Regions from separate parts of the Mus musculus genome. Here region 1 is linked to region 2. Evidence: chromatin loops called from intact Hi-C (ENCODE). Cell type or tissue: left cerebral cortex. All regions are shown on one strand. Links, peaks and the distances in the headings refer to the core of each region. The heading gives the core; the rest is flanking DNA. Region 1 overlaps Nfib (nuclear factor I/B). Region 2 overlaps Gm5860 (predicted gene 5860).

What was found. Hi-C counts contacts between places; a loop is a spot of excess contacts. Peaks named below come from ENCODE experiments on the same cell type or tissue, not always from the same donor. Only the 100,000 strongest peaks of a DNase experiment are listed, where the experiment ranks them.
Region 1: it touches region 2 in a loop (2.2-fold over the local background); 3 of 42 quality-filtered maps call a loop at or near these places.

The regions. Positions count from the first base shown.
Region 1 is chr4:82,279,527-82,295,696 of GRCm38, forward strand. It overlaps Nfib (nuclear factor I/B), which reads right to left. Exons shown (of 12, transcript NM_001113209.2): 12 at 10,647-16,170. Among named protein-coding and RNA genes, the nearest start is that of Nfib, 220 kb to the right of the region's middle. In left cerebral cortex, for the core only: a CTCF peak has its summit at 7,591 (motif pointing right); a DNase peak (open chromatin) is centred at 8,901.
Region 2 is chr4:82,085,526-82,101,695 of GRCm38, forward strand. The region is part of intron 2 of Gm5860 (predicted gene 5860); the gene reads left to right. Among named protein-coding and RNA genes, the nearest start is that of Gm11264, 28 kb to the left of the region's middle. In left cerebral cortex, for the core only: no CTCF peak of the experiment used is centred there; DNase peaks (open chromatin) are centred at 5,977, 6,980 and 7,501; H3K27ac peaks cover 1,382 bases.

The sequences.
Region 1 (16,170 bases), core at 2,668-10,667, 190 kb after region 2:
AAATAAATACAAAGGTTTTAAGGTACAACACCAATTAAGAAACACAGATGATTCTTTTTTTAAAATTTTTTATTAGATATTTTCTCCATTTACATTTCAAATGCTATCCTGAAAGTCCCCTATACCCTCCCCTCCCCTGCCCTGCTCCCCAACCTATTCACTCCTGCTTCCTGGCCCTGGTGTTCCCCTGTACTGGGGCATATAAATTTTGCAAGACCAAGGGGCCTCTCTTCCCAATGATGGCTGACTAGACCATCTTCTGATACATATGCAGCTAGAGACACGAGCTCTGGGGGTACTGGTTAGTTCATATTGTTGTTCTTCCTATAAGGTTGCAGACCCCTTTAGCTCCTTGGGTACTTTCTCTAGCTCCTCCATTGGGGGCCCTGTGTTCCATCCAATAGATGATTGTGAGCATCCACTTCTATGTTTGCCAGGCACTGGCATGGCCTCACAAGAGACAGCTATATCAGGGTCCTGTCAGCAAAATCTTTCCGGCATATGCAATAGTGTCTGGGTTTGGTGGTTGTTTATGGGATGGACCCCCAGTTGGGGCAGTCTCTGGATGGCCCATCCTTTCATCTCAGCTCCAAACTTTGTCTCTGTAACTCCTTCCATGGGTATTTTGTTCCCTATTCTAAGGAGGAATGAATTATCCACTCTTTGGTCTTCTTTCTTCTTGATTTTCATGTGTTTTACAAATTGTATCTTGGGTATTCTAAGTTTCTGGGAGATGATTCTATCAAGCTCCAAAATCATTGGGAATTCATGAGGAAAAAATGGAGGTCCCTAAACTCAAGCTTGGGAGCAAAAAAAAGAAACCCCACAGCCTCAGCCATTGAATGACAGGGATTCTCAACTCTTGACTGCAACCTGGCATCACCCTCCACGGCTCCCCTCTCCAGGCCATGCCCCCAGATGAAGCTAATGCACTGCCCTGGCTACTTTCTACTAAGTAGAAAGAAAGTGGTGGCCTGTGGACAACATGACATCCAGGCAACTCAAGAACTCCTCAACTAGCATCATTAGCAGGGTGTAGTCAATACTGCTTATTCTCCAAGAGCATTGCCACTGAGCCTCCAAGGTTCTTATGTGGAAAAAAATGCAATGGGTCTTGGTGGGCAGTTTAGGCACCCCTTGACTGCAGACAGGGGATCAGCTTATAACCTTTGCTCTTCTCTTCCTCCTTCTTTGCTCAGAAACAGCCTTGGGACACACAACTAGTGGGGAGGTGGGGGGAGTTGTGATGGTCATAGCTCCTGTCTGTCTAGGCCTCCGTAATCACCATGCCCATTTTGGAACTGATCTTAAGTGTAGATAGTTCAGGCCTAAAACAGCACTCACAGCACTTTGTGGCATCAGGAGGACGCTTTATGTATATCCTGTTGAGAATATCCATTATTTCTTCTCTGTGGCTGAAGACATTGGAACTCTAAGGCATTAACATGTCCAAAATATTCAAGGCTCACAACTAATCAGCCTGGTTCCTGTCCATGTCTCTCTGTGGCACACTGCTAGCCTCTAACTATTACATGCTATAGAATTTTCTTCCCTCATATTGAAATTAAATGAAGTCCATTTTTGGAGAAAACACCACTGGGAATGTGATGGAGATGGGGTAAGGGGTTCATTCATGGCTTAACATGGACAGGACTGTTGACTTCTCACTGAGGGTCAAGGAACTAAGCAAAGGCCGAGACCCCAAAGTACCAATCCTTGAGAAGAGGCATAGAGAAGGAAGAGGAGAGAAGCTGTCCAAGGGGTCAGCTAAGACCTAGATAAGTTAATAAGTATAAGATATTTAAATATTTAGATAAGATGCTTAAATATAACTTGGATTTTCCATCCTCAGAACCTGCTCTGGCCTTTGGTCTTGCAAAGTCAAACTCATCTAACTCTTATTAGATCATAGAAGTCTAATAGCCAAAGGCTGTCTACTTTCATTTCATAGCATTCCCTTCAAGAACTTGGAAGTGGAAGGGTATGCATTGAAAACAAAGGTATAACAGGGAAAAAGAAAACATAAAATATAAACAGAACTTAGGCTTTGTTCTGCACTGACCTGGATTTCACTCATTGTGCCCATAATGAGAACATAAGTTCATGGCCCGTGAAAGCCTAGTCCAGATATGCTGCTCAAGTTTCATCAAGAAATGGGAAGCCTGACTTTTTTCTAGGCATGCAGCATTCCTGAGATTGGGTTCAGGTTCTTATCTGCTTTCTTCTTTTTCTGAGCCAAAGGAGTGGAAGCTGTTCTCCTACTGAGAAATGATGTCACAGGAGATCAGGAGTTCCCACTGACTCCCAGGCCCCTTCTTGGGTACAATCAAGGCCAACTACAGGAAGTAAATGGCCAGCTGCCTTTCCCACAATGCCCACTTAGCTCTATGTCAGGTCAAAGGAGTTCTCTGGAAGCCAGCACTAATAGGGACAGTCACATGTTTCCAGAGAATGCCCCTTTTCAAGACCAATGGGATGTCTGGATTGATATTTCTCTTGGTAGTTACACATCTATGGTAGTGAGCCAAGCCCTGGGGTAGATTTTGGAATCACCTGAAGATAGTTACAAACCTGTTCCCTCAGCAGCAGAGACTTGAGAGCAAGGGTGATCTTAGCAGTCGGGAGACAGGGAGTACCTTGCCTTCACTTTCTTGTACCCTTTGGAGTAAAGAAACAGAAATACAATACACCATGAGGTAAAATGGAGGGGCAGCCTGCAGAAAGAAAGACCAGAATGCAATACGACCCAAACAAGGGCTTGAGATCTTTACAAAATAAATATGTATTTTTGTGCACTTGGAAGTGTTACACAGTAGATATTTTAGGGACAATAAATAGAACTTTGGCTCATAGGCCTATCCATAACTTGAGAGGTGGAAAGGCTGAGAGGGAAGATATATGTCAGAAATACAACAAGACATATACTTTCTGATCTATTATGTATCAAGAACTGTGGTCCGACAGAGCACACAATACCATCTCGATTCACATCCTACACCAAACATATGGAGGAGGTTTGATTGTCCCTACTTTCCCTGTGAAGGGTCTGCAGTCTAAAGTGTTTTGGTACTCAGACATAAAGCTGTTTGCTCTACTGCCCATTAATCATACTTTGCCTCCTTCCTTTCAGTAGAGAGTTTCTGTCAGACTCAGGTCAACCAGGCCCCAGAGAAAGGGCATCAGAAGTCACACGCTGTGACCAGGAAGGAGAACCCTGGGCAAGCGGGGCTTACTCTTTGTCCCGGGGGCAGACTGTGGCGCTGGCTCTCTGTGTTGCCAGGAAGCTTCTTTGAGAAAATAAAGTTGATCATCTATGCCTACCCCTATGCCTCCACAGCAAAGGAAGGTGAGTTATCTTACTATCTTCCACAAGCTGGCATCCAAGAAGCCTGAAAAAAACCTGATGGGTAAGAACTGAAAGTGTGCAGTGCCAGATGACACAAGGTTCATCAGTATTTCATAAATGAATATCTTTTCTGCAAAATGTTTCAAAACTACCAGGCTACAGTCACATACCCCTTCACACTTGGTTTTGATATTTTGTATGTATGTATTTCCATCTCTCTGGCCACTGTTTATACAATTTTGGTTGGGAAAATTAGGCTTAACAAGGATGCCTACTCCTATGAAATCAGGCATTTAAAAACTTCCTTAATGAGACTGTACAAGGAATAATGATTTTTTTAAAAAAAGAAATCACACAGTATATTTTACTATCTTAACTGAACTTCATCTAGAGAACAAACTGCAAAAATATCAAACTGAACCAAACAAGTTTCTAAGATTCCTTCTCATATTTTACAAATTTTCACATGTACCTTCTTTAAGAAGAAGCACGTATGGTTTTCCATACTGTAACAGTTTTCCATTTGTGGAATATGTAGAAAACAGATGCATCTGCCGTGATCCTGGCTGAACTCACAGCCCTGCTGCAGAAGCATTGCAAATCGTTTGCTTTCTGGCCTGCCATGATGAATTTTGTCAGCTTACGGAGGCCATTTTGATCCAAATCCACCTGGCTATGCATCACCACCAACTTCCGTACCTGCCCTCAGCAATATGCGTTGGCTTTGGCATGCACAGGGCAAGTTACCACCACAATGAAGCTCATTGTTTCATATTAGGCACCTGCACACAGGCTCAAACAATGAAGCCATACCAAGCACTCCGCCTTTCTGCTCCGGGCACTCACTGAGAAAGGAAACTTGTTGAGGCCTGGAATCCCACTTTCATCATAATTAGACTGCTTGGCCAATATTTAACCGCCAACATCTCTGAGTGAACACGTGGAGCTACTCCCAAGTCTTGGGTACCTACAAAGCCACTCCAGGCAGTGAGTGTTGCCTCTCTGATCCCCTTGCTGGAGTGTGCTGCCCAATACTAAAACTCTGCCCCTATAAATCTACATTCTTTAGTATACACTGGGGCATACCCCTGTGCCTTCTTCAGAACTATAAAATCATTCGTAATGACACCTGATTACTTTCCTGAACCAGGTCCTAATGGACTGGCAAGAACAGAACTCTATGCAGAAGGTCTTCTCTGCCAATTCTCTGCCAAGGTATTAATACTGTTAGGACTAGCCAACTGATTCCATTTTTTATTTAAAAATAAAACAACAAACTTTTACTTTGAGGTTATAACTACAGAATTTCTCCCTCCTCTTTGCTCCCTTCAAATCCTCCTTGCTTTCTTTCAAATTCATGGCCTCTGCTTTTCATTAACTGTTGTTACAAGTATATTTGTATGTGTATATACATATATTCATAAATATGACCTTTATAGTCTATATAATGTTGCTCGTATGTGTGTTATTGGGGCTGATCATTTGGCATCAGACAACCTGGTGTGTTCTTCCCACTATCAGTAGTTTTAGTTGTCCACCATTCTTGTATGGTTGAGACCTCTTCTCCCTGTTCTCTTTGGCATGTCTACTGTTCTCCTGGTTCCACTCATGTTTAGGCCATCATGTTGGTGAGACTTTATGGGTGTAATTTATGACATTCTTATGAGACACAAACTCTCACAGCAAACTCTCTGATCATCTTTCTCTTCCTCCTCCTCCTCACATTTCCCTGGGCCTTAGGTTCTGGAGTTGTTTTTATAGATATGCCCATCCAGACTGGGCTCCACAACTCTGCATTTTGATTGGTTGTGGTTTTCCATGATGGTCTCTGTATGTTGCAAAGAGAAGTTTCTTTGAAGAATAGTTTAAGACTACACCTATCTGTGGGTATAAGGAAAAATGTAGTTATGGATTATGCTGTTTTATAAAGTTGCTGTTGTAAGTTCTTCTCCAAGATCCATGACTTCACTAGCCCTAGGTCGTTGGCTAGATTTTCAGTACTAGGAATGAATTATTTCTTGTTGAGCAGGCCTTACATCCAACTAGAGAGTTGTTGGTTACCACAAAGGTATGTGTGCCATTATATATCCTTAGGGTTACTGTGACATGCTGGTAATTGTTGTGGTTTATAGGTGTCATAGCTGGGTAGGACTGTTGGTTGCGTCCACCCTTTAGAACCTTTAATAGAATTTTCTGGTGCTGTGAAAGCTAGACATTCAAGTCAATTCCAGCTCAGGGCCGCATGACCTCTGTATCTGAAGTGCATGTATTTTCAGCAATATGGACTTATCCTCCACTTCTTTGGGGCAACAGAGGATAACAGCAACCACCTGTCATGTTCTGGGAGTCTCTTAGACAGCCCTGACCAATAACTCAGAAGAGAGATTCTCATGCCTGGTGTTGAGATTTTTGTTAGATGGTCTTTGGTTATTGGAGTGGCACTGTCAGCCCAAATATGAGTATTCCCTCTAAACTATAGATGCATATTTATAGAAGGCTTATGTGTATTATAGGGTTTCTTATGTAGTTAATAATACAATTCTGTATGACGTTTTCAGGCATCCTCTTATTTTACCTTCTTCTCGCCTTCCTTTGTAGTTATTTCTCTCTGTGTCCCTAGTTAAAGCCCCCTCCCCTTTCTTCTATTCCCTAACCTATTTCCTACTGTTCATTACTGAAGTCCAGGGCTTCCTATAATTTTCAGTACTTACCTTTCATGAGACTTGCAGGTCCTGCATAAGATGCTGTGTGTGCCAGACTTTAACTCCTGCCCTCCTTTTAAGAGTAAGTATCTAGCTGCCAGCAAGACCATCTCTCACTGGTATTTAAAACAGTTCCTACCACCACCATCATTTTTGGCAGTGCCATCTTCATTTTGGTAACCTCATTACCCTTTTAAAAAATGTGTATGTGAGTGCTCGCATGTATGCAATATGCCTGTTGATGGAGGAGGCCAGGAGAGGGTTCTATATCTCCTGACAGTGAAGTTAGAGATGGTTGTAAGACACCACACATGTGGGTGCTGAGAACCAAACCTGGGTCCTCTGTGAGAGTAGCAAGTGCCCCTAACTACCAAGATATCTCTTCAAATCCAACTTCATTCCTCTTAACGGGGTGGTCATGAGGTTGGTAGCTTGGTGGTGATGTCTAACATGAATTTGACTAACTTCTTCTCACCAACTTCTTTTAAGCTAGATGGGGAACATGCCTGGAAACTTCTCACCTGAGGGACTTCCTGAAGTAATGATGTTCCAGAAGTTGTAGAGAAAAAGCCACAGACTCATGTGGACTTCGGCACCACCAGGTACCCTGCTCTCAGCTAGGACACAAGCTAAGGCAGAACACAGTCTACTTAAGACAACTTTCGGGAACTTGAGTAGGACCCTACTATACACGGTAGGCTTCTGTTCTCACAGGAAAGATCATTCCTCTACGTTCTGGTACTAGGACAAGTTTTATGCCAAGCTTCAAAATAAATCAATGACTTTTATTGCCCAACACCTTTACTCCTTTGGTAAGTCTTATGTAGTTCTTTCTGCTGAGTTCTTTAACTGTTTCCTTTGATGCCAGTGACACAACAGCTAAAAAATAAGATTAAGAGGTTTATAATAAAATATTATAATTTTATTTTATTTCTTCCCTATTTTTGTTTATTTTGGAACATTTACAATGTTTTGTTTTTTTATATTTTTTTCTTAGTTAATATGATTCTTGCTTTTTCCAGGTCATGTAACGCCCAGTCTTTGAATTCATGAAAGGTCACTGATCCCTTTCTAGTTTGCTTCTGTGGTTCTCCCCAAATAAAGACAGGTAAGGAGCTTATTATTTCTCTTTTAAAACTTGCCTCCCTAACAAGTCTGCAGAAAAATCTTTGTTTACAAATAAGACAGAATGTCCTTATCTGTGTCTTCCATCTATAATCTGACCAAGTAGCTGGTAAGCAATAAAATGGTGTCATCGTGGTTTCACAAAAGTTCACAGCTAATGGCATGGCTGAGCATATGCCCATATGGTAGCCTCATTTTTGCCCATTCTTAACATTCCAGTTTACATGAAATACTTCATAAAACAGGAACCAACAGCTTCTGGCATAGAAATAATTAATTCTAATTTAAAATGTACTTCTATATTTACATATACAATGTGCATGGGGTGTTTTGCCTGTATTTTGTCTGTGTACCACATGTGTGGCTACTGGGCCAGAAGAGGGTGTTGGATCCTTTGGAAATGGAGATAAAGTAGCCAGCCACCTTGTGGGTGTTAGGAATGCAACACAAATGCTCTGCATGTGCACCACATGCTCTTAACTGCTGAGCCATCTCTCCAGCCCCAGTGTGTCCTCTCGACTCCAGCACTGGCCTCTACTTGATAAGTCTCGGTAATAGGGATATTTGAAAATGCTGATTAACTTAAATCTTAATTTTTGTTATTATTATAAAACAGAGCAGGGAATAGCTTAAGTGAATATTTTTAAAAGTTTTACCTGGGTTCTTACAATGCTATGATTCCATTATTGTAATTTCTCTTATTTCCTTCTCTGAGCAAGTAATATTTAAAAAGCACATTAGTTTTATATAAACAGAGAATTTGGCAATGTGAGGAAGAATAATTGTGAGAAATAAGCATGGTAAAGTCCAAGGTAGGGTTGACAGAGGATTCTGGTCTCTTTCTGAGATTCTCTTGTCTTCTGCACCTGTGGAGCAAAGGACTGCTGGCACAGGTGCTGGGGCCCAATGGTACCCTGAGCTATAAATGATACATGCTCTACACATTTTCCTCAAAGGCCACACTATTGTGGTGGATGTTTCCAGGAAGCATTGAGCCTCATAAAAGCTGTACTCATGAACTGTATATAGCTTTCAGCTGCTACTGTTGACATGACTGTCCCTTCCCAGGACATTGGAAGTCCATGCTTCCCATCCGTGAATTCTGCCTGCTTACCCGATTGTGCTCTCTGCCTGTATCCATTTGCATTCCTAACCTTTACTATGGGGGTAAAGAGGTGTCAGAGACTGTAGACCCAAATTGACCCACAGTCACACCATCTGTATCAAAGATAGCAAGTAATTGTCTCTTGGCAAAAGTAACTGTCCAGCCTCCACTCTGCTTTTAAGACTACTATTCAGGCCTTCACGTGAGTTACTTGGATTGTATCAGAATCCAGCAGACTGGGCTGTTTAAGAGTATACTGTAGACGTGGAGGGATGGGCCACTCTGAACAAGAGACAATAAGCCTGAGATGTGCCAACCCTGAGTGGAATGGTTAATCTGCCCAATCTAGGGAGAACACTGGGGCATGTAGAGCCTAGTGAGCTGGGAGAGAAGGGACAACACAGGAAAGGGGATTCATTCCATCAACGGAGATGGCCCAACTTCCTGTAGTTGTTGCATCGTGTAAGGAATCTGTGGGAGTTCCCCCAGATAAAACTGGCAATCCTGGAGCTCCCAGTCTCCACCAGTCTTTCCCAGTGTTGCCAGATGTCCTATCTGGGTCTAGCCCTCCCCTCCCCCTTCCCTTTTAGGAGGAAAGAGTGGCAAGTCCCATGGAAGAAACACAAATGGCACCCACCAGCTTGCTGGAGGGAGGAGGTGAGTCACTGCATCTTTGCCTTATGCTTTTTCCCTCAACTACATCTGTTCATGACTTGGGACTTTTCTTACATACATTTTATCCCTTTTGAGTTCTGTCTCCTTTAATGAACACCACTTAGGGAATTAACACACTTATGAAATCCATGCTTTTCTCTCATCCCAGAGAAAGGAAAATATTGACATCACCTGAAGAGAACTTATAGAAAGTATGATAAGATCATCTACAGGCATGGTTTCTACTTAAGACATGGTCTGGAAGGAGTCTGTGGGCATGTCTGCCAGGAGAGATTTGCTGGCTGCCATATAATTAAAGCTAACAGTGATACAAGAAAGTAATGACTCCAAGCTATAAGAAATTCTATTATTTCTTCTATCCCAATGACAAAAACTGACTGATAAAAATAATTGTCTTCACTGAGAAAAAAAGTGACCTGTACATCCTTGACTGATGTGTAAATCATATTGTATTACAATACCTACAAGGTATTTTGCAGAGAGCTGTACCTGCAAAAAATTATTTCTTCTTTCAGCCTCAGAAGCACACAGGCATTCTCATCGATAACTACCTTTATGAATAAGGGAACCGAAGAAAAGAAAGGTTATAAGCCACTGTACAGCTGATGACTGGCTTTAGGATTTAAAACGAGACTTGGCTGTTTCTGCCACCTCCTCTGGAACCACTATCTTTATCTACCTCTAAATCTTAATTGGTGCCAAGAGAAACCAAAGTTTTATAGAGGCAAAACATTTCTTTATAGGTAATTTCTTTCAATTTCAGTGATATTTTCACATTTGAAAAGTTCTTATTCTTCTAAGAAATCCAGTTAGTCTCTCATCAAAGTCCATCAAAGATGTTACATTTCCTGTTAGCATAGCCAAATAATGTCCACAGAACCCTAGACATAACAGGGTGAACACACCATACAAAACTGGTCTGGGGTTGCAAAAGGAAGCCATCAAGGATCTCAGATGTGCCTCAGCAAGTTTTTGTTACGATGGTGAAATTCCAGGCATTTTCTCTCTCTCTTTTCAAAGAAGCTCGCATTACCTTTTAATTTTATTTATGCACATCACTCAAACAGATCGGGGAACCATTTAAACTCATTCCTTTTCAATAAGCTATTATTGAACTCCAGCTGACTCCATTCTTGGACGATGCATTCAGTGAGAGTGGATTCTAACCTGGCCCTTGGCTCAGAAAGAGAATATCAGCTCTGCTTGCCCTAAAGTTCTGCGCTCTCTTTGAAACCTAAGACGATACCCTTTCGCAGATATTTGCAGAACAAAATTCTACAGTGTTCATATAACCACTAAACCCACAGTCACAGGGAGGGGCAAGGGTTTCCCTTCCCTTTACAGTGTGTGTGTGTGTGGGTCCTTGTGGCTTTCTGTCCAACAGACCACAGTCTGGTCTCTGTGGCACACGCTGTCTTCAAGTCGCAGCTCAAAGGGTGTTCTGGGTCTGAAATTCTGTACCTGCACTTGTATTTTCATTATCACTGCTGAAAAAATCGTGGGAGGAGGAACTACACAGATAAGCAGTTCAGCACTGAACTGAAATATTAACCCTCCCAGCTGCTGGAAAGTAAGCTGGTGTCACCCAACGTCCAAATGTAAGGGCCAGGATCAACTTTCAAAATCCTACTGACCCAGCATTCATGCTGAAAGAGCATCAAGACATTGAGAAAAATAAAACACGAGGCCAGAGTCTGTAGCATAGCTCATTTTATTGTTTTAAACAGTTTTTGCATAGGAAATATATCCGCTTCCAGTAATTGACTGCAGTATGAGCAGCTGCTAGCAGTATAGGCTGGATATAACAGTAACAATCACATTAAGTCAAGCTTGATTTACACCAGTTTAAAACTTGTGGCAATCGAGTTCATTTGCGACCCACAAAAAGTACACAAAGAACATTATCCTCCAACCGGGCACAATAAAACCTTCACTAACATTCCGGCCCAGTCTGGGGCCTATCCCAGAGGCCCGAACTCCAGAAATTAAGTAAGTAACTGTCCTGTAATACATCCCACTGCTAAAGGCTTGTTACATGGAGATTATGCATGTGCCTCCTTTTACTCGTTTTATTTTTTTTCCAAAAATCTAATTAAAACACAAGGTTCTGTATTTATGGCCCAGGAGGACAAATATGCCAAAAGTTTTAAAATGGATCAACCCTGGTGTGTGGCTAGCAAGCAATGACTGACTACTCGTCACCTACAGTTGTACTAAATGTATCTAAAGAAACACACAGTCCTACAAAAGTTGTTCTCAGAGAAATATCATTGAGGTGGGGGTACCTCGTCCCAGGGTGCTCAAAGTTCTCAGTGACAGAAGCACAAATGAACCGCCCGATGACGACGCCAGCTGACGCAGCTTTGAGACGCCTATGCCTGGGAGACAGTTGCCCCTCACATTCCACAACGTTGTAGAGATTTTTTTTTCCCAAGAAAATGTCATTTGAAACATATTTACAACTGAACTCAACAGAGACTGTGAAATTGGACAGGCACTGCTCATTTGTTTGAGTTTTTTGGTAAACATTTTGCTGGTTTTTTTGTTTTTTGTTTTTTTTTTGTTTGTTTTTGTCTTTTTGTTTCTTTCTCATTTTGCATCAACTTTTATCAGTCCATGCAACTTCAATGCCCTCGATGAAGAATGCATAATAAGCCATACTTCTTTTTTTTTTCTTAAAAAAAAAAAGACTTCCTTCTGCATAAAGAGATATATTTGCCACATCAGTCCCTGTAGCACAGTTTTCAAAACCATTCTGTCAAAAATACAGTAATACAAGACTGGCTTGAGTGACACTAGCATACACTGCTTTTCATGTTTAGGCCACCTTTTGTTACTGGTACTGTATCATGCAATAAAAGTTATCAAAGGCTTAATCTAGGGTCCCGTAGGCTAGTGCCACTGAAGCGCTTTCACAATCTCAACATACATTTGAATTGCAACACACAGATATTTCTAAAGAGTATTAACTACTGAACCCTTTTATCATTAAAAAAAAAAAACAAAACTACTTACAACCATTGAAGAAAAATTGCAACAAAAAAAAATGTAAAAATTGACCGTCTCCAACTTGTCCCCTTTACTATTAACAATGTGACCAACAGATCTGTGGCACGACACAGTACAAAGAGTTGTCATGGCAATGAGTTTGGCTGATGCAAAGGTCATTGTGCAGGGTCAAAGGGCAAAATCAGTGGTCCATGTTATTCCCCCCAGTGCAGGGATCCACTCCACCCACACAATTTCCAGGAATTAGAAAAGACAGGGCAACTACTAGAAAGTGCAAAACATGAAGAAGGCAGTTTTCAGCTCCTTCAGCATGGAGTAGAACATTCAATTTTGAGTTTTTACTATTGAACTTGAATAGCCTGCACATATGTTTTGTTTTTTAAATATAGAAACCCCAATTTTTAAAGTCCAGGAAGCATGCAGCTGGTTAATGTGAACAAAAGACCTTGACAGGAACATGTAAGCGATATTGAATGCCATGCTTGGGGCCTATCTGCCAGCAAGACTGTAGCGTTGTTTCATGGAGAAGGAATACTGTTCACTGATAGGGGGTAACTTTCTGCAGCCTTCATCGTTTCACACGGTACATAGAATCTGCGTCTAGGTAGAGAACATGCCCTGCTTCGCTGCTCAAGGTGTTCCCGTGCAGTCTCTGCCCTTGAGTCCTTTTGAAGCTACAAGTCACAAATCCGGATTCTGCTCCCTGAGGACACGTTATGTGAGACATCGCACTATTATTTTTTCTGCCTATCCTGAATGCTCTGTGAAACTTATCCTTAAATACCATCATGGAATAATCACAAAATAAAAAGGAAAAAAAAGGAGAAAACCTTTGCTAAAAGGCCTTATATACTAACAAAAGGACAGCGGTGCTTCCAACATTCTGAAATGCTCTGAAAACCAACTCTTCCAATACTAAATACAACAAAATAACCTTCATAAAATATAACTTTTCTCCATTTACACTTTTTTTTAAGGATTAGCGTCCTATGCTTTTCAAGCACAAGAACCTGTGAAATATCTCCTAACATGGACAGATTTTTTTTTTTTAATACATAACTTAAGAGCCTGGAGAGTTTTAACTCGAGTCCAGTCTCTAAACAAGGAATATTCTTGTTTACTTTAAAAATGGAAACAACATATAGTTCCATTATAATTGTTAAAAAGTTAGCTTTACAAACATGGGAATTTTAATTTAAAAAAAAATTCTTAACAAAACTATACAGTGTACAAATTACTGTCTACAAGGTAGGCGGTTCATTAAGAAGGCCAAGCTCTTCTCTCTCCTCGCAGCTTCACAGACTCATTCACATACTTTATAATGGAGCTGCCCACCCGAAAATTACCCGATAACTATATTGCTATACTTAAGGTTTTGCCATGTCTTTATGTACAGTCTCCTTCACTGCCTCTCAGGTTTTTTTTCCCCCCTTAGGCAAGTCTCGACTGCTCACGTCACTTCGGGAAACACACACTTTAGAGGCACTGTGAGTGGTGGGCTGCAAAGCAATACAACAAAGGTTGGACAGTGCCATGAGCTGGTGGTGGGAGACACCACCTCCTAACAGATGCCCTTGGGTGACCTTCACCATCCTGAAGCTCTGCAGTCTGGGTAAGGAAGGGGCGTGCAAGACCTGCAAAAGTGGGGCCCTTCGTCAGAATATACTTCCTGGTTTTAAAAAAAAATAGAAGGCTAAACGTGGATTCGAGATTTTCTATAGTAGTGCTTTTTTAATAAGTTTATCTCAAAGAAAAGAAGAAACATTGAACTAGGTTAAAAAAAAAAAAAAAAAAGGAACAGTTGCCCTAGGCCTCTGTACCCAAGAGGCAGGCAGGGATGCCCACAGTGTGCCATGTACTTTAGCAACAATTGTTCATTCACGGGTGACAAGGAGAGGGGACTGCCTGGAAAGAATACTGTGTCCTGTAGGGTTGCACTCTTCAGCAAATAGGTCAGAAAGACACTATGAGCTTGGCTGAGAGGATGTGTTATCTGCAAAGCAAGTAACAGACAAGGCTGGCCTTTCTTAGAACCTGCATCCTAGAATCCCACTGTGCTAACCAGCATGTGGTCATGAATGGACTAGTCAGATTTAATTCCCGGGCTTCTGAGCATCGTTCTCATGAACTCACTATTAAATGATCTGCTATGCATACACTTGACAGTTTATTTACTAGGGCAGGGCCTGGGGTGGGGCTGGGGGTGGGGTCAAGAGAGCTTCTTTACAGCCGACTGCGTATGTCACTAATTCCTAAAGATCTCCTTGGAGCAATGGATACACTCAATAGGACCAGGTGGGGGATGGGGAAAAGACAAAATAAAATTGGTCTCTATTCACCTGTAGTCCTCAGGGGAAATTAACTCAAATATATACTTGAAGTACCACCCGTTCAAATCAACCCCCACCATCATTATCAAACACACTTAATTCATCCACAGAAAAATTGGTTGCTTAAAATTCTATATTTCCCTCTGCTCCACTTTCCAGTTTACAAGGGCAGGTAAAATAAGAGGATTGATTTATTCTTGTTCCTTAAAAACTGAACTTTGATTTTACTCTATCAGTCCAAATACATCCAAGAAGAGCAACCCTCTCTCTAGTCAACCTTCTGGATGTCAAAGAAGAAGATCCTAGGTGCAACACCATTCATTTTGAAGTAGTAAGTCACAGGAGCAGCCTATCCTGTCATTAACAAAATGACAGAGGGCGGGGAGGGACTAGGGGAGCTCTCCCTCCAGATGGGGGAATGTGTTTGGTAGAAGAAAGCTTATTCCTGTGTTAAACTCAAAAGTGTGAAACAGCCAACATCTGCTATGTGGGCACTTCAAGAAATGTCTTTGCCAAATATGAGACAGGCTCACTTTCCACTGTGGTTTCAGGAACTTTCAGGAAAAAAAAAAAAAAAGAAACAAAAAACTATCAATAACAACTAAAATAAGACAGGGCAGTTCCTCTAAGTTGGCCTCTAGGAGGCTTTTGCTGTGCTTGCTTTTTCTTCCTGGTTTCTTAGCTTGGAAACCAGAAAGGAGTTCAGCTTGCACTCCAGGTGGGAAAGTACGGGGAGGGGTGGAGGGAGGGAAACCTGTTTAAGTTGAAGTTTGTCACAGTAGGCAGAACAGTTGCTTTGCAGCCCAGGCCCATCTCAGGGTGCAGTGCTTCACTGCTACACTGTAAAGGGTTAAAAATCCTCCCACCCACCCCTGAATATATATATATTTATATATGTATATTAAAAAAAATCCCCTGTCCATCTCTCAGTACACAAAAGGACCTCATCACACTGCAAAAATAGCAGTACCCACTTTGGTCAATTAAAACAAACAAACAAATAAACAAACAAACAAAAAAAGCATACATTATTTCTTTTTTAAATCTGTGTACTTACCTATAATAACCAATACAGCTAAAAGCACTACCTACATAGGCAAAACTTGGTATTGCATAATTCGTATAAATTTGAAACCCCTCCCCCCCAAATATTAATTGGAAGATGAAAAACATGAAAGGTTAATAGAAAAAACACCAAAAATACTGAAAATATTGCTGGTCGATTACAATTTTTAAGCGGCAACTATACACAGCCATGATATGCTTTATAAATGTGAGATAAAGGTGTAACTGTCTAAAAAATCCATGATGTCACACATTTTTCTTCGTCTGGAGTACAAAATATTTTGTCATAAAAATGGTAAAGATTTAAAACGATAATAAATGCAGCAAAACAAGTGTAGTGATGTCACTTTTGTGGTTTTTTTTTGTCTTTTGTTTTTTTTTTTTAGATTTCAAGGCAAGGCACGTAATGTGGACATTATATCTTCGTGCAAATTAGGATTACTGGAAAGAGTACTTTTAATTAAAATTTTAAGAGACACAGAGGCAGCATGTGTCTGCCCATGCACACTATAGATCTGTCAATACGAGAAATGTGTTGAACAAGGCTAATGTCCGAAAGCACCATGCATGTTCCCAGCACCCTGATGGCACTTCTCTGAAGAGCGAGCGGGTTTTCCTAGCCTACCTGGCATTCCCAGCCTGTACACGGGGAGCTTTACCCTTGTGACATGGATTTCCCTGCCTCTTTGTCTCTACGATGCAGATTGTATAGAACCGTTTGTACACCCTATGGGTTCTTGATGCAACCAGTAATTTTAAATAAATAATCTGACCTCTGAGGAGGCTGCAGCTAAGCCAACCTAAGTGCTGTGT
Region 2 (16,170 bases), core at 2,780-10,779:
ACATAAAAGGAATGAACCCCTTTGGAGGGCTTACTGTAGTCAACATTTTCTATGCTTGAAGACAGGTAAGCTTGCAGGGTTGTTTGTTAGCTGCACCTAGGAGAGGGAAAGTTCATACGGTTTATAACTCTTACAAGGGGCAGATGTGGGATTTGTACTTAGGATGAAGGATGCTCAGACCAAGTTCAGATGATTTCAGGCTCACATAGACTACTAGGCAGAAGCTCTCTGCTCCCGTAACTCTTCTATATAGCCCCTGGGATACTGTGCTATGATTCACTCATACGAGACACCATTGTCTTATTTCCATAACAAATGAATACAACATGCCCTCAACAACTCCAAGTATGTATCTGAAACCAAAACATGCTTAAATAAATATTGGAAGGACGAATGAATGGCTGCCTATTTCTGGGAATATTAACATTTTTAAATTCTAAATAGTCACGTAAGCTTCTGTTGAGTGTATTCTTCACTAGCTCCTACCAAATGCATCTCACATAGTGGTATAAATCAATTTGTTATATCCGAGATCCCTTCAGTCAAAGGTCTTCATTTTACAATTCCAAAACATGCAAAGCCACCTTTCACTTACACCTTCCTGTAGGAAGTCAGCTTTAGTAGGTAAATTTCCTTTGTGAAATGCAGCCTCAGAGTAGACCTGAAATATCCAGTCCTAGGAAGGTATTTTAAAAGGGTCGAGGCAAACAAAAAAAATTTACATACCAACCCTTAACTTACCCCCATGCTGGTCAAAGATAAAATTCAGGGAACTGCTTTGATTTCTTGACCCTTCTTTACAAACACTAGTTGAAACTTAAGTTTTAAACCATATGAGGTTTCATAAAAATAAAGATTATAGGGTTACTTTAAAAAGAAAAAGAAAACTCTAGAAAATGTGGCGGTAAGTTTGAGACATCACTCAGTGTCTCTGATTCCTTTCTAACATCCATCTCCCCTGTAAAGGAGCCACTATTAACTTTTAAAATTGTTTCCTTAAAATCTTTTCTCCATTTTAAGAACACATACATCTCCCAGATACTATGGTGTGTCCGGTGCTTAGACTTTCATTACCAATCCATTTTACTCAAAGAGGATCTTGGCTCTGCTGGGCTCCTGCTTCCATCTGCTTTTGTCACAGTCTTCTTTCATTAGTAGATTATATGAATATTTTTCAGTACTATGCATATATACCTTTTCCCTTGGGCACCTCTTTATGTTTCCTGGAGATAACAAAGCTATCATTTAAAAAACAAAACAAAACAAACTTCTGGGAGCTGGAAGATGTCTCAGCAGTCAGAAGCACTTGTTGTTCTTGGAGGACCCAGGTTAAGCTCCTACCATCTACCTGGTGGCTCAAGATCATCTGTAACTCCAGTTCCTTGGGGTTCAGATGTCTTCTTCTGTCAAACTTAGGCACTTTTCGTGTGTGTGATATATGTGCAGGCAAATTACTCATACACATACATACAATTTAAATTTCAAGTTGAGTTTCCCTTGTCTACATTTTAAAACCAATTCAGATTAAACTTTTCACATGGCCAAGTTCATTGGCTCCTTCATCACCTTCTTCTCCTCCTTTTAATGACTACTAGTTCTATTCCAGTCCACGTGCTTCTTGCTGGGTCACTTTTGTTAGCTTAGCAGTTTCATTTAAAATTTCCCCTTTCTTCTGATTTGTATCAACCCTGGTTCTCTCTTCATTATCTTGCTCACACTACTCTTATTTTCATGGGAAGAACAGTCTAGTGGCTAAGGGAGAGACACTGGAGTGAGACCTTTGAGATACTGCTTCTCTGAGCATGCCTTTGGTCTACTTAATATTTGAGCAGAATGCTTCAATTTACTTTTTGTAGTAAGTTGTTTCTGTGTAGCCCTAGTTATTCTGAAATTCAGTATGTAGACTAGGCTAGCCTCAAACTCACTGAGATCTGCCTGCCTTTGACTGCCAAGTCCTGGGACCACGACGGTGTCACCATGATCGGCTACCTTCACATATTTGAAACCAAACATTATTCTGCATCCAGTAGAGCTGTGGAGTGCTTTTTCACCCTAACAACATTCTTGTGCTTTATCTAGTTTATATGGGAAACATTTTTAACTTTTTTATTTCTCATTTTCCTTTTATTGAAAATAGATTTTTTTCCTCATAATATAAGTCCTGATTACAGTCACCCACCTACTCCTCTAGTTTCTCCCTACCTCCCTCCCATCTGGATCCAATCGCTCTGTGTCTCTCATTAGAAAACAAATAGGCTTCTAAGTGATAATTTAAAAAAAAGAAATATAATAAGATAAAACAGAAACTAACAGATAATTAAAGGTCAATACAAAAGATAGAAGAGGCCCTAAAGGCACAAGAAACATAGAGATGCAGAAAGTCATTCATTCACAGATTCAAGAACCCCAGGAAAACACCAAACCAGAAGCCATGATAGATGCACAAATGGTCTATAGAAGAGGAGGGGGAGGGAGGGGGGAGAGAAGAGGGGGAACAGGGAGGGATGTGTTAAACTAAAAATAAAATTTTAAAAAGAAACAACAACAACAACAACAAACCTTGACAAAACATTATGAGACAAGGAACCTTCAAAAATGCCATTGGGTTTGTTTTCTGTGCAACATCTCTGAACAGGCAGCTGACCGGTAAGAGCAAATTGTATCTCCAGTGAGACTTGAGGTAAACTAAATTTCTATTTGCAAGTGGTTAGCATTGGAGGTAGCTCCTCGCTTCTTTCAGCTCTATGCCTGCAACCCCTGTGCTTGCTGCCTCAACCTTTGTGAGTTCATATGGGCATCAATCCTACTAATGGAGGCTTTCTTTCCTTGGTGTCCTTCATCCTCTCTGTTGTAGGAGGCACTTAGCCAAGCAGGCTCAGTTGCAATGCTGTTGCATGCATAGCTGATACTTCCTCCCAAAGCCGACCTAGAATCTGCTGGCATGGCTAGAGACTGCTGACATTGAATCAGGTGATGGAGTGAGCCAACGAGAAAGAGACAGCACAACTTCAGGCTACTTGAAAGAGTGAGATGGTGGGATTAGGGTCTGAAGGTTTGTCCAGTTCCTTGCAATATGAATTGAGTCTGCTTTGCCACTTGACTGACTCCCGGAGTCTGTGTTGTTGACTCTGCAACTTCTTACCCCCACCTTCAAGGGTGCTGGTAAGGAACACAAGTCAACATTCTGGATCTTGCATTCTTTTTGCCTCCTCTTTCCTTCCACTTTGGCATGTCCATGTTACCCTTGCTCAGCAAATGTTTAGGCAGTCTTGCTGGTAAGACTGTATAGGTTTAGATTTGACATCTACTAGGGGACACAATCTCACAGAAACTCCTCAGTCCTCTGTCTCTTACAATCTTCACCTCCCTTCTTCCTAATGTTCCCTGAATCTTGGTTGTACCAATGTTTTCTAGAAGTATCAGTTAGGACTAGACTCCACAACTCTGTATTTTCATTGTGTGTTTTTCTGTAATAGTCACCTGCTCTTGCAAAACTATGTTGACTTGACTATACTTATATGTGGATATAAGGATGAATACTTGGATGCAGTTATGGATTATACTGGTTTAGTAAAGTGGTGGTTAAAGTTTCTCTTACAAGATCGATGAATTCACTAGCACGAAGTAGTTGCCTAAGTTTCTGGCAGTAGGCATGCTTCCTTCTTGTTAAGCAGGCAAATTAGATAATTGTTGATTACTGCCACTGTATCTGTGCCACTATTGCACCCCAAAGTTTATCTTGACACACTTGTCCTTGTTTTGGTTCATAGAAGTGATAGCTTAGTAGGACTGTGGTTGTCATGTTGGAATATTTTTAAGAGGTATTAAAGCTTCAAACATTTAGTGACAGTATTTTTAATTTGTATAGTCTCCCAGAATAAAAATATTTTTGTATTTCTTCATAATCTAGTTTTTCACAACTAAGGTTACAAAGAGATTGACAAAATACCGTATGAAGAATAAAAGAAAGGGGCCTACTATAGCATTACTGTAGAAGACTGAAATGACATTTTCTGGTTCTCATAGTAGACTTCACTCAGTTCAACTTCATTAGACAAATGGCCTCCAAATCACATTCATTAATATAGTCACTCCAAAAAGCTCAAAGAATTCCTCTTTCTTCATCTCAGATCCATTGGATTATAAATCCCTTAGGAAGAAAGCAAAAGTCTACCTGTTTGTTATTTCTTACAGTTTCCATAATGGCCATAAGCACCAAGTTGGCAGACTACTGTGTGGCTTCATTGCTGTGCCCTTAACCCTTCTCAGGTGATGGTGACGAAATGCTCTTATCTGCTTCCCACTGTACTGGTCCCTGCAGAGTAGCTTGTTTGTAATTTGGAACAGAGGGAAAGATTGCATCTGGGTCAAAGTTATGTTGCATCACTTTGTTATTGGATGTGCCCATAAAGCCACACCACGTCTCCTTTGCCTTAAATTCTCTTTGTCTTGGACCGAGAATAAAGATCGTTGTCTAGTGATATTGCACTTTATTTTTGCTAGTTCGGCCTCATCTGATGCCATGACTTTCCTTATATTCATAGGGCTCTCTAAAGCATGGCAAATGAACATAAACTGCATATTTACTACAGTGGTCCTCCAGCTTTCCATTATTATATAGATTAGCCTATCTCCCTGTCCTTATATGGACATTGTAATAATCAATGGGAGTAAGGAGATGACTCTTTGCAGAAAATTGTGCATATAGGACCAATCAAGAGGAGTTCCAGTGAGATTCAGTAGTATCTCGGTCACACACAGTAGCCCACCAGCTAGTACTTGGAGAGTCCTATGTGACATTCATCAAGGATGTCTTTGCCTCCTTAAGTCAGAGTCTTTAAGACAACACACCCACAAAGTATGTAAGGAAGAATAATACTAATACAGCTATGGGCTACTCATTGTATTCTCTCAGTCTTGTGCTGGCTAAAAAACTGAGGTGTGTAGGTAGATATTAGTCTGATCTTGAAATACTATTATGAATAGACTACCACAGCATATGTAATTGTTGAGAATCAGATCCTTACTTAGAACAAGGTGGGGGGTGATGAAATACCATTACAGCCCATGGAGCAGCTCTGTGCCTCTTCTAATTGTAGAGCACAGCATATACGCAACCTAATGTCAGCCCTTCGTTCATCTGCCAGGCAAAATTCCAAGGACATGAAGTCAAAATTGTCAGCATGTGAAACACAACTGAATTGTAATTCCCTTTGCCACACATAAAAGGGGTCAAAGGTATAAAACAGGCCAGGCTTAGAAATAAAAAGGAATGCTGTCATATTGTAAGGAACTTGACTTAGAATAGGGTCCTTGTGAAATGACACTTTCAATGGCCAATTCAGACTCAATGAAAATACTGGATAGTGTTTGTACGGGCATGGCCTCTTGAAGCACATCCAAAGAAATCTCATGGATTGTCTCTGTGAGCATAATTGTTGATTCTTGGAAATGGAGGCCTGTCCTTTCTACGCTCACACTCAGCAGACATAACACTATGCAGTCACACACAGGTTTGGAAGCAGCCAAAAGAGAAAGAAAAGTGTTTCTCTCTGTAGGCCAAATCCCAAGGCAAAGGAGTTTTGGGAACATGCCTAAATGTTCTAACTTCTGAGAACAGAGGCTGCCTCAAAGGGACAGGGTCATACAAGCTGTAGGTCATGTACAGAAACATCCAGGAGCCAGCAGGAATAACAGGATGCCTAAGAGAGCCTTGAAATCAAGGTCACTCTGAATGTGGGACTCATAATTTGAAAGTTATTGATGTGTATAGGACTGCCGTCTACTTCTCAGGTTGAGTGAACAGGTCAGAAACTTGGGAAATGAGAGTCTTGTTCTGTCTACTTGTCTTCACAGTGTCAAATACAAGTGAGACCTGCCCAGATGTAACAACAAGCAGCTCAACACTAGGCAGGTGTGGACTCCTAACACAGAGCTCCACCAGCCTGGGATCAGAGATCACGAGTGTCTCCATGAGAGATGGTACTTAGAGCCTCTCAGAGCCTTGGAGAACCAGTCAATGTCAAGTATTTGCAGAATCAGACTCCCAAATTAAGAAATTAAATAACTGACACATGGCAATATTTTAACATCACCTTCTATTTTAGCCACTAAAAGCCAAGGGATATATGTATTTAAGAATTTAGGTCTGAGAGTGGTCTATTGTCCCTTCAGCCTGGTCCTCACTTCCCTGTAGTATGGACAGAGATAAAGAGTTCATCATTACTAATAGGAACACCCAGGCATGAGAAAGCTAGAGGAACAATCAGACTGTCACAGCTGGGAGCTGAGATTGTAGCTGAAGACTTTGATATATAATTTCACATTTCAAATGTTTTCTTCAGTCATTACACACACACACACACACACTCACACGTACACATCACACATCACAATACAAAGGTTTGAAACAATTTAAAATTTTTCCCATGTCTTTCCTCACATATGTTCACCAATATCATTTCATGTACCAATATCTATTTAACTATACAATAATTTATGTAAAGAAACTCTCCACTCATCCAAATTTCAGGTCCATTAATAGAGCATCACGGTGCTCCATAAAACCCACCATGGTCACACATACATAGCCTGGGTTTGGGAGGCAGAGCAGGCAGATTTCTGAGTTCGAGGCCAGCCTGGTCTACAGAATGAGTTCCAGGACAGCTGGGGCTACACAGAGAAACCCTGTCTTGGGGGAAAAATGGACTGGGTTCTTCCTTTCTTCATGTAGATTCTGCAAAGTGACAGCCTACCAAGTTCAGAATACATTTTATAGCCCCTCCATCATGAATTCTAAATAGATATTGGCTGCATATTAACAAAAGCAAAGCTGGATCCTGGCCTCTTTTAATATCAAATCAAGACCGAAACCTTCATGAACAAACAGGGACCTTCGGGTGCCCTGCCTGAAAGAAATGGAGCTGCCTTGACATGTGAGCTTTTTCTGGCTCCCCAGAAACCAGAGCAGTTCCTCCCCCAGTGATTTTGTGTGCAGTGCTGAGAACATGAATCTTGGATGCTGTTTCAGAAGGAACCATGAGCCATTTATTCTTAGTCTGAAATTGGCAGGCTTTCTATTTTGGAGAATTTTTAATAGGAGTAGCTGAGGAACCAGCATTAGAGATTATTTTCTCAGTATGGGGTTAGATGTGTAATGCATATGTTCGCCCCGAGGACCCTAAACCACATACTGTAAAACTTTGTTAGAATGCCTCTCTTTGCTATTAACATTTTCCTGGGCCTATTGTTCATTTTTGCTAGGTCCAGCCAAAAGTTTGTACAGCCATGTTTCCCTACAGACCATTATTTTTGTGCTAATTAATTAGCACAACCAATATTTCAGATATGAAATCCAAGCTTTAGTTACTTAGTTTGGCTGAAAAATCTGTTTTCCTAATTATTGACTGTTTTCTACTACTTTAAGTCCACCACCTAGGTTCTTGGACAGAAAGAGCTTGTGGGAGCTGGGGAGGTCTCCAATGGCAACAGCCTTCCACACTGAGTGCTAGAGGGGGAGGAAGGGACTGCAGCTGTCCCTGTCACTGAGGATTTGGGAGGAAGTAAGAGAAAGAAAGGGGAAGATTTATCGGATAGACTTGAAAAGGGAAAAGACCAAGACCTTTGACAACACTAGCATGAGGGCAAACCCTCTGCAGTCACCAAGACACTTGCACACTCTTAAAGAGAACACTGTCTTCATATGGGTTCTGTGAGGAGAAATGGGGGCACATCTGCCAAGAAACATTGCATGTGTCTTGTTGCTTTCCCCTTATGTTTTTGATTGTTTGGATTCATTCCTGAATTCCCAGAACTAAGGTTTTATTTCTAATTTGATAGGAATTTTGGAAGATTGTTTTCTTATTATTTCCAGTATTTTGAGTTTACATTGATTTATCTGATTATTTACATATGGTAATACAAGTATACAGATGTAAATACATATATACACATACATATATGTAATTGTTGTGTGTAACATGCAAATACATACATGTAATCTCCCACCATCTCAGTCTCCATTAGAGTAGGAAAGAAAGGGATGGTCACCAATGTCCTTGAACAGGAAGCCATCAGAGGTCCTCTGCTGTGGGTCCTATATGTGCTTAACAACTAAGGAAGAAAGAGTGAGTATCGATTGGGCAACATAGGACAAGGCTGAAGCTCAGAGAGTTTATGTAACTTGAGGCCATGTCAGACTCCTAATATTCATGAAAATAAAATGTGAAGCAAAGACTGTCTAAAAACAAGCAAACAAAAAAAGAACAAAGACAAACTAAACAACGAAAGAAAGAAAACGATTCTTTCTCCTAATGTCCATTTTTTCAGAAAAGCAGCTTTATGGTTAACATGTGCATGCAGACCATGTATTGCCTCTCATTTGCTTGTTTGTTTGCTTGTTTTGAGGTAAGTTCTCATTCTACTTTAGTGGCTGATCTGAAAGACTCTATGGAGACCATGCTGACCTTGAACTCACAGGGCTCCATCTCCTCTGCTCTCCAGGCGCTAGCACTAAGGCTTGATCCACCAGGCCTGACAGAGAAAACGTCTTAAAAGTCAAGCACTCCTCCTCTTGAGTCCTTGTTGTAAATATTCATTTTAACTCTGAGAGCAGTCTGTAGAAAATGATTGTTGCTGTTAGACACCTGTATTCCTGTTAAATGGAAGAGGCTTTTCCTTCTGAGCAGCAGCCAAGCTATACCTCAGGGGCTTTAAAATTAAACAACGTTTTAGACATGAGAGGCAACAGAAAAGGGGAGAGAAGGGAGGACAAAGAAAAGTAGTCTGAACAAGAGTCGAGGACAAGGTCATGGAATATCTCATGCTAAAGGCATGAGAAGGCCTGGGTCCTTCCTCTTCAGTGTTTGGTGGTGTCTCTGGTATGCTTCATCTCCTTGTTATCCAGAGCCTCAGCTTCCAGAGACGCCTGAGGCTCACAGGCTAACTACAAATCCAGCTCTCCGGTGCTGTGATGGCCACATCTCTTACAGTGACATATACAGGGACTGCAAGGTTAGCCCTCTCTTTACCTCACAGTTTTAACTTTGTAGCTCTATGCAGAACTAGTAATGTTTTGGTCAAGAAAATGTCTCAGTTGGAGCTCATTTTAAGTATTGTGTTGGGAATTTAGGCATTGTGTTGGGAATTTTATCATTATTTATAATTGGAGTATTTTTCAATTTTTAATTATCCTCACACCATCACGTGATTGGGGGCATACTTTATTACTGGCTTAGTATTTTTACATTTGCTCTTATTGGCTCCCACTTTTTATTGATATGTGTATGTGTATACATTTTCCGCAGTGTTTTTTCCCTGTGTTGATGATTAGAGATGTGTCATTCTAACCAAAGCAAATGTCAGTTGCTAAATAACTGATGAGCTCAGCTGACCACCAGAACTGTTGCCCCAGTCAAGTTATCCCACTATCTCCAGCCAAGATCCAGGTACCATGGAGTCAAGTTTAGTGACAAATGTGCTGTCCTTGAACTCTCACAAAAGCACAATGGTACTAAAATGATTTTTAGTGCTATATTTGGGGAGATTTATTACATTAAAAATACCAGAAAATGGGGCTGGCTCAGCATTTAAGAGCACATATTGCTCTTATAGTGGACTCCAGTTCAATTCCCAGAACCCACAACCATCCATAACTCCAGTTCCAGGTGGTACAATATCCTCTTCTGGCCTCTAAGGGTACCAGGCACACATGTGATACACACACATGCATGCAGGCAAAACATCCATACATATAACATAAAATAAATACATCTTTAGAAACATTTGAGATACCAGTAATACAAACTCACAGGATGGCCATTTACCCAGTTTTACCCACAATATCTGCAGTGCACACCTGTGGTTGCAACATAATTCTGAAGGGTAAGCATTTCACCCTCACGGACGACATCCAAGCTCAGATGACAGTTCACCTTCTTACAAGCCAAGCTCTTTAACTGAGTCATGGTCTGGCCAAACTGACCCCGTTTTCTTGCCAATCTTCAGCTCTGCACGTGGGGAGCTAGACGTCACCTGAGTTTTCAGTGGGACTGTAATCACGGATCAGCACACATAAGAATTCAAAGTTCTTAAAAGAATGGACCATCTAGAGACTGCCATATCCATGGATCCATCCCATAATCAGCCTCCAAACGCTGACACCATTGCATACACTAGCAAGATTTTGCTGAAAGGACCCTGATATAGCTGTCTCTTGTGAGACTAGGCCAGGGCCTAGCAAACACAGAAGTGGATGCTCACAGTCAGCTATTGGATGGAACATAGGACCCCCAATGGTGGAGCTAGATAAAGTACCCAAGGAGCTAAACGGATCTGCAACCCTATAAGTGGAACAACAATATGAACAAACCAGTACCCCCTGGAGCTCTTGTCTCTAGCTGCATATGTATCAAAAGATGGCCTAGTCAGCCACCAGTGGAAAGAGAGGCCCCTTGGTCATGCAAACTTTATATGCCTCAGTGCAGGGGAACGCCAGGGCCAAAAAGTGGTAGTGGGTGGACAGGGGGGTTGGGGGGAGGGTATGGGGGACTTTTGGGATAGCATTGGAAATGTAAATGAGGAAAATACCTAATAAAAATATTTAAAAAGAAGAATCAAAGTTTTCCTGAAGTTGTCTCAACACAGAGAGGATTTTGAAAAGTGCATCAGTTCTTCACACCGTGGGCTGTTACTATGTTCACAGCTCTAACTAGCTGGGAATGACAATATGTGAAGAAAAAAAAAAACATTCGAACTGAATATACATGGACTTTGTTCTGCTTCGTGTACAGTCATTCACTGGCATTTACACTGTGTGGAGTATTAAAGTAATGTAGACAGGATTTTAAGATTTGAGCAAGACATGGGGGGATTTTGTGACTGGTATGCCAGATTATATAAGAGACTCCACAGTTGCTATCTATAGAATGTTTCTAGAACAAACTCGTGAGAAACACCAAGGGGCCCCTGCATATCTTAAAGCCAAAAGCTCTCAACAGCTGAAGAGACCAGAATTCTATTTATATTAAGACACCTGGTAACAGAATAAACCGAGGTAAGAAGAGAGGTAAATTTGGGGGAGGAAGAGGCCATTCAAACATTCAGTACCCTGCAGTATTGAAGGAACACGTGCCAGTAGTTTGTAGACTAAAGAGTAAACTAACGGTTAGAGATGATGATCAATGTTGTCCATGTTTAATAACAGTGACTGCTTTGGTAATCTCTAGTTGAATCACAGCAGCATACAGTTTTGTTTCACTACCGTGACACTGCCCAGTAAGCTATTACTATTGACTCAGAGCACAAGTAAGAAATCTAAAGACTAAAGGAGTTAGGAACCTACACAAACATCCAATGCGGTCCGGCAGAAGCACCAGGATGCATGCCCAAGCATTGTGGTTGCAGAGCCCGCTCTCCTAGAATCTAGAATTTAATCGCTATTTTGGAATAGAAGAGAAAGAGGAGTTTGTCAGTACTTAGAAGACAAAACTCGAAGGAAAACAAATGTTACCCTGTAAAGATAATGAATCCATGCTTTCTTTCTTTTGATGAACCTATTGATCTTTTGTTGCAGCTCAGTAAGTTATACACACCCAGCCCAATCAAAGATACTAGGTGTCTTTTCTGCAACTGTGGTATGCTGCACACCTCTGGCTACTAGCAACATTCACTTCAGTTGCATGCTAAGTACAACTGCTTACTATAGGGGCAGTGTACAGAGGTCCTTAGAGGCACTGCTGAGTACATAGGGCCTTGCAAGTGGTGCTTCCTGGCCTGGGATTTTTCAGGATTTTTTTTTTTCCTTTTACACATTAAATGTTAAAACGGTCTCCTTCTGTCTCCTGTGAAAATGATATAGACATCATATCTCTGCATTACAATGACAAAGACAGTTCAGGAAATTCAATATTTGAAAAATGTTTTCACAAGTATGGCTTGTTTTAAGTACAGTGTGCCTCACCAGAGTAGGGAAAGGCTCCAATAATAGGAATCAGATGACATTTGTCATCCACAGGGGGAAAAAAGATAACTTACCATTTTTTTGCCTCTTAAAAGACAAGTTCAACTTGAAAACAAATCTGCACTCTTCCTAGCAAGAGGAACAAGAACCCATCACCTTTCATTCCTGTAGCAGAGGACCAGGAACCTAGTAGGCAGAACTGAAAGGCATAGAGCACAGAGCACTTGGCTAAGGAGACACAGCTTCAGGCTGTGTAGCTAGCAGAAGCACGGTGTGCAGTAGAGTAGTAAGAGTTGCCGTGGGAATGTCCTTCTATGCCCATGTGCAGGGACTTGCTGGGTTCTCAGGCATGACTCTTATCCCAGTTTTGTCGATGAAGAACAGAAACTGAAGAGCGAAGTGGGTCACTTCAAACCGCAGATCCGGCGCATCCCCCTAGGCAGCTTGTGCCCATGAGCACAGAGTTAACCTACTGGTCCAAAGAGTGTTTAGACTTTATGGAAAATTCAAGCAAAATATGAGAGATCTGATGACATAAGCAGAAAGAAAAAAACAAAACAAAAACAAGGTAAAGAGGTTACAGGATCAGTAGATCCCAAATGAAGAAGGGAGGTATACATGGGGGGAAATCGCCATCCTCCTATCTCCAGTAATTGTAAACAAACAAACAAACAAACAAACAAGCTCATGGGTGATAAAGTTTAAGGCAGCTGTGGTGTGAAAACTTAGAAATAAATATCAGGATCATGTACAACTAAACACACTGTGCTTATGTAGAGCGGTGTTTCAGTATGCAGCACTCTGGGTCATAGGGTGGATTCTATTACCCTATAGAAATCCATTTCTCAGAGTCAAATGCTACATTGCGATTCCATTCTTTTCAGAGATAGATACTTCCACTAGCCAAACCCTAGAGCTATAGAACAACAGCTGATGAAAGTGTGTATGCAGCAACAGAGTATGGGACAGGAAAAGAGTGTGGGGTGTGTGTGTGTGTGTGTGTGTGTGTGTGTGTGTGTGTGTGTGCATCCATGGAGTTTAGACATGGGAACTTTGTGTATGCATGGCTCTGAGGCATGGATCCAGGTCATATCTCTATTTTCTGTAGTTCTGCAGATGCAGAAAGATTTCTAAGTCATTTTAGTTCCAAGCTTACTGCAAGCCTACTATTCAGTGCAGTCTGCTTTTAAATGTGGATAGGTAAACAGTATCAAAGGCCTGTGTGTGGTAGAATAATTACCTTATTCAGTGTAGTGATAGATATGATAATTAAACTGTAAAGAATTCAGAGGTGCCAGGAGAGAACTATCAAAATCATAAACAGTAATTTCAACAAAGCCTGAAAAGAAGAAAAAATAACAACAGTAAAAAAACAAAACAAAACAATCAATCCATTACTAAACATATTAGAAGACTACAAAGAAGCCATTTTCCTAAGTGACCACTGTCACACATAATGGCAACACTCGGGTTCAGGGTGTCTTTCCTGGATCCAGGTTTTATGGAGCACTGAAACAGTAACGCAGTATTTTCAGTCTTTTAGAGAAAAGGAGCCACAGGCGAAGTAATTTGAACAATGTCTTTCTGTGAAACTGGGTTTTGATCATGTGGCATCTCAGGGTCCTGCAAAGGCTGACTGCCATCAAGCCTAACTCTTCTTTTGGCAGGCATGCAGCCTGTGTGCGCATGCACAGAACTATGGCCATTGTCACCACCCAGAGCAGTGCCAAGAGCAGATGTTCTTTTCTGTTCTTGTCGGTGGCATGAAGTCCTGAACTCTGTAACTGAATACTAGCCTTAATTTGAATTTTTACATAGACAAGGAGAAGTTGGTTCTTCAGGGGCAAGCTTTCTAAGGACCTTTTCAATACTGTGAAGCAGAAACCTAGAGCCTGTACTGTAAGCCTTGTTGGGGGAATTTAAATAGGAGCTCCAGAAACTAGCGTGATTTGGCAAGAGCGCGATGGAGTGCGGTTGTGAGGTCCCACCAGCAACATATGCTTTCACTAAGCTGCGCTATGCGTTTCAGTCTGAGCTTTTAAAATGTTACTTTATATTTTCTACCATTATCATTCGGAGCCCAAACCAAAGTAGTTAACTCTGAATAAAACTATCCTATTATGAAATTAGGCCTCATCCTGGGGGAATGATGTTTAAACGTAACCCCCTTTTTCCCCTCATTCCACCCCCTCCAAACACAGAAAAAAAAACTAAAGGGGGAGACGAAAAAGTCTGCTTATGATTATGAGGTGAACTTTGAACCATGCCTATTGTTCCTGCCAAGAATTTCTGAATGCTAATGTAAAAAGATATATATATATATATATATATATATCTGTGTGTGTGTGCAAAGGTATTTTAAGAGTCTACTGTAAAGAACCAAGCTTTTTTCCTTGCTTCATTGTTAAAGATAATATGCCTCTCTAACAAAAATGCTTTCAAGATGTAACCATATTTTGAAATGAGTATCATAATACATCCTTTGCAAGGCTGGAATTTGGAAACAAAGGCCTCGCTTTAATCTGTTTTTCTTCTTACCTGATGAACAGGGTGACAGCGCAGCTTGAGGAAGTTCAGACATGTCCCCAGTCTCATTTGCCGTTCTTCCCCTTTCCTCATCAAGTGGGCCCTGACAACCTTTCTTTCTGAAGCTACATAAATTAAACAGGGTTAAGACTCTCAGTCCTTGTTCCAGCTCCAAAACAAGCCAAGACAAGAAAGGATCCCGCAGGTGATGGACAGAGTTCCAGTCTCTCTGTTAAACCGGTAGGGCAGTGAATCTCCCTGCTTCCCTCCCAACTGAAGTAACAACAAAGATTAGAGCCAAGGCTGCCTTTCTTTTCCCTACTTTTGCATAGCTAACGGGTATTTCCAATTACACAAAGGGGGAGCACATTCTTTTCATTGTTAATTTCCATGGTGCTTCACAAATGTGTCTAGTCTTTCAGTGTCATCTCCCTGGAAAGACAGCCCTAAGGAACCTCAGTGTGACAAAGCCAGAAAGTGGGGGCTTGGAGCACAGCAGTACACATGCTTCAGATTGATCAGCTGATCATCTCCTGGTGAAATCTGACTAGAACAGTTACTTGTGATTTTGTAAATAGATTTCACAAACAGTGGCAACCAATGAAAACCCATATGACTTGTGTCTGAGTTTGCATATGTCAATGTCAACATGACCATGTGATTAAAGGATAAGACCATGACAAGAGGTACTAGAAAGGTCTAGAAAAATCATAGCCAATAGAAATTAGATAGTATATTTTATAAGGTCCAGACTGGATTTCCATTTGGGCTTCAACAAGATTTTGCTGACAGGAGACTGATATAGCTGTCTCCAGTGAGGCTCAGCCAGTACCTGGCAAATACAGAAGTGGATGCTCACAATCATCCATTGGACAGAGCACAGGGTCTCCAATGAAGGCTAGAGAAAGTATCCAAGGAGCTGAAAGGGTCTGCAGCCCTATAGGAAGAACAACAATATGCACTAACAAGTACCCCCAGAGCTCCCTGGGACTAAACCACCAATCAAAGAAAACACATGGTGGGACTCGTGTCTCTAGCTCATTATGTAGCAGAGGATGGCCTAGTTGGCCATCAATGGGAGGAGAGGCCCTTGGTCTTGGGAAGATTCTATGCCCCAGTATAAGGGAATGCCAGGACTAGGAAGTGGGAGTGGATGAGTTGGGAAGCAGGGGGAGGGGAGAGAGGATGGGGATTTTCAGCGAGGAAACTAGAAAAGTGGATAACATTTGAAGTGTAAATAAAGAAAATATCTAATAAAAAATCCACATAAATAAATCTGTAAACCAAGAAAGAAAAGAAAGAAAAGAAAGAAAGGAAAGAGAGAAAAGAAAGAAAGGAAGAAAGAAAGAAAGAAAGAAAGAAAGAAAGAAAGAAAGAAAGAAAGAAGTTAAGAAATTCAGCAAAACTACTACATCACCAGGCTGCTTTTCATGTATGGTGTCCCACAAACCAAATACAAGAAAAATGGGCAGAAATATGTTAAAGTTATTGTTTGACGGGTTCAGATTTAAATGACTTTAAGAAAGGACTGTGGGTGACTCTAACTTAATAATGGAAAGCTAAGGGAAATTATGAATCCTCTGCCGTCCTGGTATATTTATGTACATGGATAGTAAATTTAAAAACCTCAACCCTTCCCTTGTCTGAGTGGTTTAGACCAGAAAAGATTTCAAAGATTTTGAATT